2 separate regions of the Homo sapiens genome follow, and region 2 is linked to region 1. The links are chromatin contacts, found by Hi-C or POLR2A ChIA-PET in ENCODE. All regions are on one chromosome and are shown on one strand. The core of a region is the stretch at or near the end of the contact, and the rest is flanking DNA. Distances in the headings are between cores, read along the strand shown.

What was found. A loop is a pair of places that touch in the nucleus more often than their neighbours do. ChIA-PET counts read pairs that join two places held with the same protein, here RNA polymerase II (POLR2A). Pooled maps may share reads with other maps.
Region 2: a loop to region 1 is called in a map of PC-9, with 2.5 times the contacts of the local background. The contact joins two enhancer-like sites. A Hi-C loop is called at or near these places in 4 of 168 maps with a recorded cell type or tissue (Caco-2, Calu3, HepG2 and 1 more) and 2 of 50 pooled maps. POLR2A ChIA-PET finds 5 or more read pairs at or near these places in 3 of 52 experiments (B cell, Caco-2 and Panc1).

Annotation. Positions count from the first base shown.
Region 1 is chr5:56,358,029-56,360,728 of GRCh38, reverse strand. No RefSeq gene overlaps it. Among named protein-coding and RNA genes, the nearest start is that of LINC01948, 120 kb to the left of the region's middle. RefSeq lists a cis regulatory region at 1,648-1,661 and an enhancer at 1,583-1,727. Within about 2 kb of position 1,433, at least 14 of the 41 ENCODE cell types and tissues checked have a DNase peak (open chromatin) inside an H3K27ac peak, as active enhancers do; they include PC-9, where a contact is called at or near this core.
Region 2 is chr5:56,637,081-56,639,787 of GRCh38, reverse strand. No RefSeq gene overlaps it. Among named protein-coding and RNA genes, the nearest start is that of C5orf67, 32 kb to the right of the region's middle. RefSeq lists enhancers at 2,032-2,326, 1,934-2,503. Within about 2 kb of position 1,352, at least 7 of the 41 ENCODE cell types and tissues checked have a DNase peak (open chromatin) inside an H3K27ac peak, as active enhancers do; they include PC-9, where a contact is called at or near this core.

The sequences.
Region 1 (2,700 bases), core at 184-2,683:
ACACTATTATTGGGTAATATGATAAAGGACTGATGCATGCTACTATATGGATGAAATTTGAAAACATTATCCTAAGCAAAAGACAGACCCAAAAGACCACAGCTGTATGATTCCATCTATATAAAAAGTCCACAATAGGCAAATATATAGAAACAGAAAGTAGATTAGCGGTTGCCTAGAAAGGGCTGAGGGTTGGACAGGCATCGGGAATGACTGTTAATGGAAAGGGCTTTTCTTTTGGGGGTGATGTAAATGTTCTGGAATTAGATTGTAGTTGTGGTTACACCACAAATATACTAAAAACCATGGAACTGTACACTTTAAATTGGTGACTTTTATGGTATGTGAATTATATCTCAATTAAAATGTTTTTAAAAGTTGAAAATATAAAAGAAATAGCACAGATATCGTTGTGAAAGGCATTCTGAAGCAGTCAAGTGCTAAGCAAATGGTACTCATCACTGCTAGCCAAAGTTTAAAAATTTATGTATGAAACTGGTGAAATGGTGGGATTTTTGAGATCCCTTCTAATTATTGGTGTAATACAAAACGTATTCATCCATCTCCACTGATGTCAGCAGTCACTCCTCACATCACAGGCAAATTCTCAATTTCCCAGATGACAAAGCCAAAAATCCCATGCAGTTTTATAGGAGGATCCTCTGGCTGTTTTATGAAGTACAAGTCCCACTCGCATTCTGATTTCTCTGTTCTTTCTGCTCCTTCTTTAGCCCCAAAGGGAGAAAACTGATGTTAATGACAAACAACACATTCATGGCTATTCATGAATCTTGGTTGTTACAATCACGTGAGACTTGAGGTATCATGTATTTTGGAGTTACTTGGAAACATTTTTTAAAAAGCAAACAAAAGCAAAGTCTGAACCCGGGGTCCTGTTTTCAGCAGCAGTAAATAATTCCCTGTATTCTCTATTATCTCTTTTGGACTGGGCCCTTTACTCATATAGTCTAACTGTATCTCAAAGGAGGTGCCTAAGCATCGAAGGATTCCTGTAAATCAAGTGAACTTGCTTTAGAAAATGGCATAATCTCTATCTAGAAACTATTCCTCACAGCCCTTTAGGGAATAATCCATTCATGAAACTGAAATATTGTTGGGCTTACTTTATATCTGTTGCTCCTCTTGGCTGTATCTGAGAGTTGGCTCTTGTTCTTGCTCTCTCTTTCTCTCTCTCTCTCTCGCTCTCTCTCCTCTCTCTCCCTCTTTCTCTCCTCTCTATTTTTCTCCCTCCTCTTCCCAACCAAATGATCTTGAGAAGCAAAGATTTATTGCCTGGAATCGAGAGCCACTGCTCACTCAGCCAACAAAATCTGGTCTCCAGTTAAGGCTAAGGGCAACTGGCTGTGAGTGCCTCAACCTGCTGAACCTGCAAAAGTCCCCACCTCCCACACTACGGCCTGCTCATGGAAAATTCCTGGACACAGAAGGGTCAGCCCACGGACAAGGAGTCAGCCAACCATGCTCCCCTGGGCACAAGGACCTTGGCGCCTTTCCAACCACTATCATTAAAAGTGGGGGCTTTTATGTTAGTTTTTCTTAAGTTCACGTTTCGGGCAACTCTTTATTATGATGGTGATTATTTTTTCTCCAAGGCCAGGCCTCCACCCTCACAACTTTGGTGGAATGTGTTAATAATTTGCTCTAGGGAGATGAAAGCCTCTTTGATACAAGTAGAATAAACACATGGAACGCTGCTCAAAGGTCTAATTTTCACAATAGGAGTGTGGTTTTTTGGACTGAGAGTCGAATGGGGAGAGCAGTCTCATTCCTGAGTCACTTTCCACCCTGCTGTCTCTCCTCTGCCTCTGCAGCTCCTCCTCACTTGCCCCGCTGAGGGCAATGCCTGCCACTCCTCTGGGTCGCTCCAGACAGCTGGTGGCCAAGAAAGGCTGTCACTCACCATCGTGGTGAACACTGAAGTCCTGAAACAGACCTGAAGGGCATTTTCCTTCTGGATGATGTTGCTTTGTTTGGGCTGAGGATCTTTTCTAGATGCCAGGCAAAGACTTGCTTGGTGAAACCAGAACATATTAGAGCAGAAAAGACATCTTTGAATCCAACCTCTTCCTTTTACAGATGAGGTTCCAGAAGCCCAGGGAGGCTATGTAACTTCTCTAAAGTCAATAGGTTTTCTAAATCGCAGCACAACCTGTTCTCAAGCACCTGTGCTGCCATATTCTCCTGGTCCCCAAGGATTGACAGAAGCAAAACTCGGAAATGAAAGAAACCCATTTTCAGAATTGTTTTAATTTTCTTTCTGCACCACTCTCATTTTGGGGTGCCTCTCCCTACCAGACTCCATTCTTAGTCCCCTTTGCACTTGAGGCTTGTTCAAGTTTCATTTTAATATTCATTCATTGATACATTTGGTTACTTCAGAAGAATTGGTTTGGGGGCAACTCATGGTCTGGTTTGGTAGAAGAGGCCCAGTTAGGGTGTCCAAAGGTCAAGGTCCAGGGCCTGTCTATTAAGACTTGACCTCTGAAGCTGCTTCTCCCTCCCTCTGCGCTACCTGCTCTACTCAATTTCTGGAATGGTAGAGACATAAGTAAACAATAGATACTAAAGCCATTACTTTTGTAAGTGGATGATAAAGAGTCCTACATATTTAGAATGGTATAGTTTTCATCTAATAATTCTATGGATTTGTAAACAATGGATAAATATTCCTATTTATGG
Region 2 (2,707 bases), core at 103-2,602, 280 kb before region 1:
TGTTCGGAGTTGTGAGCCACACACAGAATGAATGAGAGTCCCTGCTCTCAAGGAGGCTTAGAGAAGCACGAGAGATAAGACTAAGCCCAGATACTGATAATAAAACAGGGAAATGATAGTGCCAGGGAAGCACAAAGTTCCCCTGTTACTTCAGATGGACTAACAAGAATATACCCAGCTGGAGAGGCTGAAGGTTGAGCTCACCAAGGAAGTGAAAATTTTGAACTTGTCTTTGCATGTATTCATATAGTTATTAACTTGACAACTGATTTAAGCACATACTAAAGACCCTCTTTTAGAGAGGTATCACAGAACACAGCATGTGCAGTTTTTGTCTTTAGGAACTTACTGTCTAGCAAGGGAGAGAGCCACCCCACTGATGACTGCACAAATCATTACTTAATGACAGGAGGGGTAAGTGTTATGAAGGAAAAGCACAAAGGATGTGAGAGTGTATAATAGGGAGACACTATGGAGTCTGCACCAGAGGGATTAGATTTGAATATACTGAGAGAGAGTGGGTAGCAGGGAGACCTTCTAGGTGGAAGGAAGGAGGAATAGAGCTGCACAGTAAAGCAGTCTAAGCTGGGCTGGAAGGGAAGACAGGAAAGGTAGACTAGTACCAGCCCTAGGAGGGCCTCTTCAGACGTCAAGACTCTAAAATTGATTTGTTAGGGAATGGAAAACCACAAAGGTTGAGGTAATCAAGAAGAACACTTGTGACCCAGTTGAGAACAAGGCCACGTGAGAATTACGTAGCTCTTGTTTTTGTACATAAAACCATGCTGGTCCCTGTGAGAGGCAAGACAAGACAAGATCAGCAGGAGAAGGGTTGGACGCATGGTACCTTTCCATGGAAATCCTGTCTGGGGTTCATGACCCAGAGTCTTGGTCTGTTTGCTTGTCTCACAGTGCACAAGAGGCAAGAGCTTAGAAAGCAGATCAGGGAAGAGTGGGGAGGAAGGTATTTGTGCATCCCTGTGGGGGAAAGGTGGGCACTTCCCAGCACAGCCCGGGACAGTGCGAGGAATGGCACAGAGGAACACTCTGCTTTTTGGTTCACAGTATGGCCAGGACAGAAATGAGACCTTTCTCTACATCCTGAGGTTTTATTTTCTTTGTCTTTCTCAGGTGGAGCAGTTAGGTCAGGCCAAGCCTGGCCCTGTTCTGATACAGCTCACCTAGCAGATTTGAAGTTAGACTATTTACAACAAGAAGAAGGCATGCCCTGCCATGGCAAAACCTCACCAGGTCTCCCTGTATGATTCTTGAATGTCTTCTTTAGCAAGGTTACACCTGGCACACAGACCCTATCAGCCACTGACTGCATTCCTTACAAACCCAAACCCATTGGTGGGCAGAGCGGGAAGGTGGCTGGCCACCATCCAGACAGTAAACAATAGAGGCAATTATTATGCAGCCATTAATCTTGTCAATTACACATTAACCCAGGCTGTGTGTAAACAGGAGCACAATCCTCATTCTTTTTCTCTGCCTTTCTCAATGGCTTCCCACCCCACCTCCTCAGAAAATAAAAAGGGACTGCATTCTACCACATTCTCAATATCATCCTTAATTCCACTTTTTCACTTATGGAAACAATCATACCAATCTGGAAATTCCTTTAACCTGTGTATCGATTTTATCTTTTTGTGTGTGTGTGTGATTTCTATTACATATGATACTCTGCTGAGTGCTTGGGAAGCTGATTTTGCTGTTTTCTACAAATCTATGGTTCCTTTTTCACTTTGAACTCCCCAGTTGAAAAGGCTATATTCATATATATTACCTCATGAGGTAATATAATGATTGATAGCACAAATTTATTACATGTTTTGAAGTCGCTTTCTAATATACCTGGATAAGGATCTATTTCCTATTCATCTTCATCTGGGTAGATGCCACCCAAAGACATCCTTGTCCACTTAAAAACCTGTAGCAGTTGGCTTTGTGGTCAAAGGAGATTTTTGTTTTTTAAAGTGAGGAGCAGTTCTGGAAGCAATTAGATCTGGCATTGTTCAGGGCAGATGGTGAAGTGGGCAGAGATTCTCTTCAAAGCCTCTAGCCTTTCATTTTCCTGTGCTCACTCTTCCTTTAGTACACTTGACCTCTCCTTTCCCTCCTCCTCCTCCAAAGCCATCTCTAAGAAATGGCCCACGTCAGTCATTTATCTCTTCCTGGGCATTAAAGAGTCTGGGGAATGCTCATTCCTGCTGTGTTTTCACTGAAAGCCTTATCTTTAATTGTGGAATGAAAGGAATTTCAGGTATTGGATCACAGCTCAAAGTTCAAGTTTTTAACGTTCTATTCACATAGCAGTCAGGAAAAAAAAATCCTTTTTGATTGGAAGGAGGGCAGTTTTCACAGGCCCTCTTCTCAGGCTCTGGTGGTGATCCGTCTCTGTTCTCTCCTCTTTGTGGAGCCATTCTGGAAGACAAGGCTTGAGGTTGGGGTGGGCAGGACAAGTAGCACAGAGATTTCTCAAACGTTGCTGGATAAGGTGTTTGAGACCGATTTCAGTAGAACCCTAATACACATTAGGTAAGATTTCTGAATCAGGAATGTGAGAAAGGTCTGTTGAAACTGGGCATCAATACCCTTTTTCCTTGGGATATGTCAGGGAATTCCCCAAGAGGCTTCAATGTTCAGGGCAGCCCTGCTACCCTATTTTTTGGGTGGTGGGGTGGGAACTTGGAAAGAGGTCTTG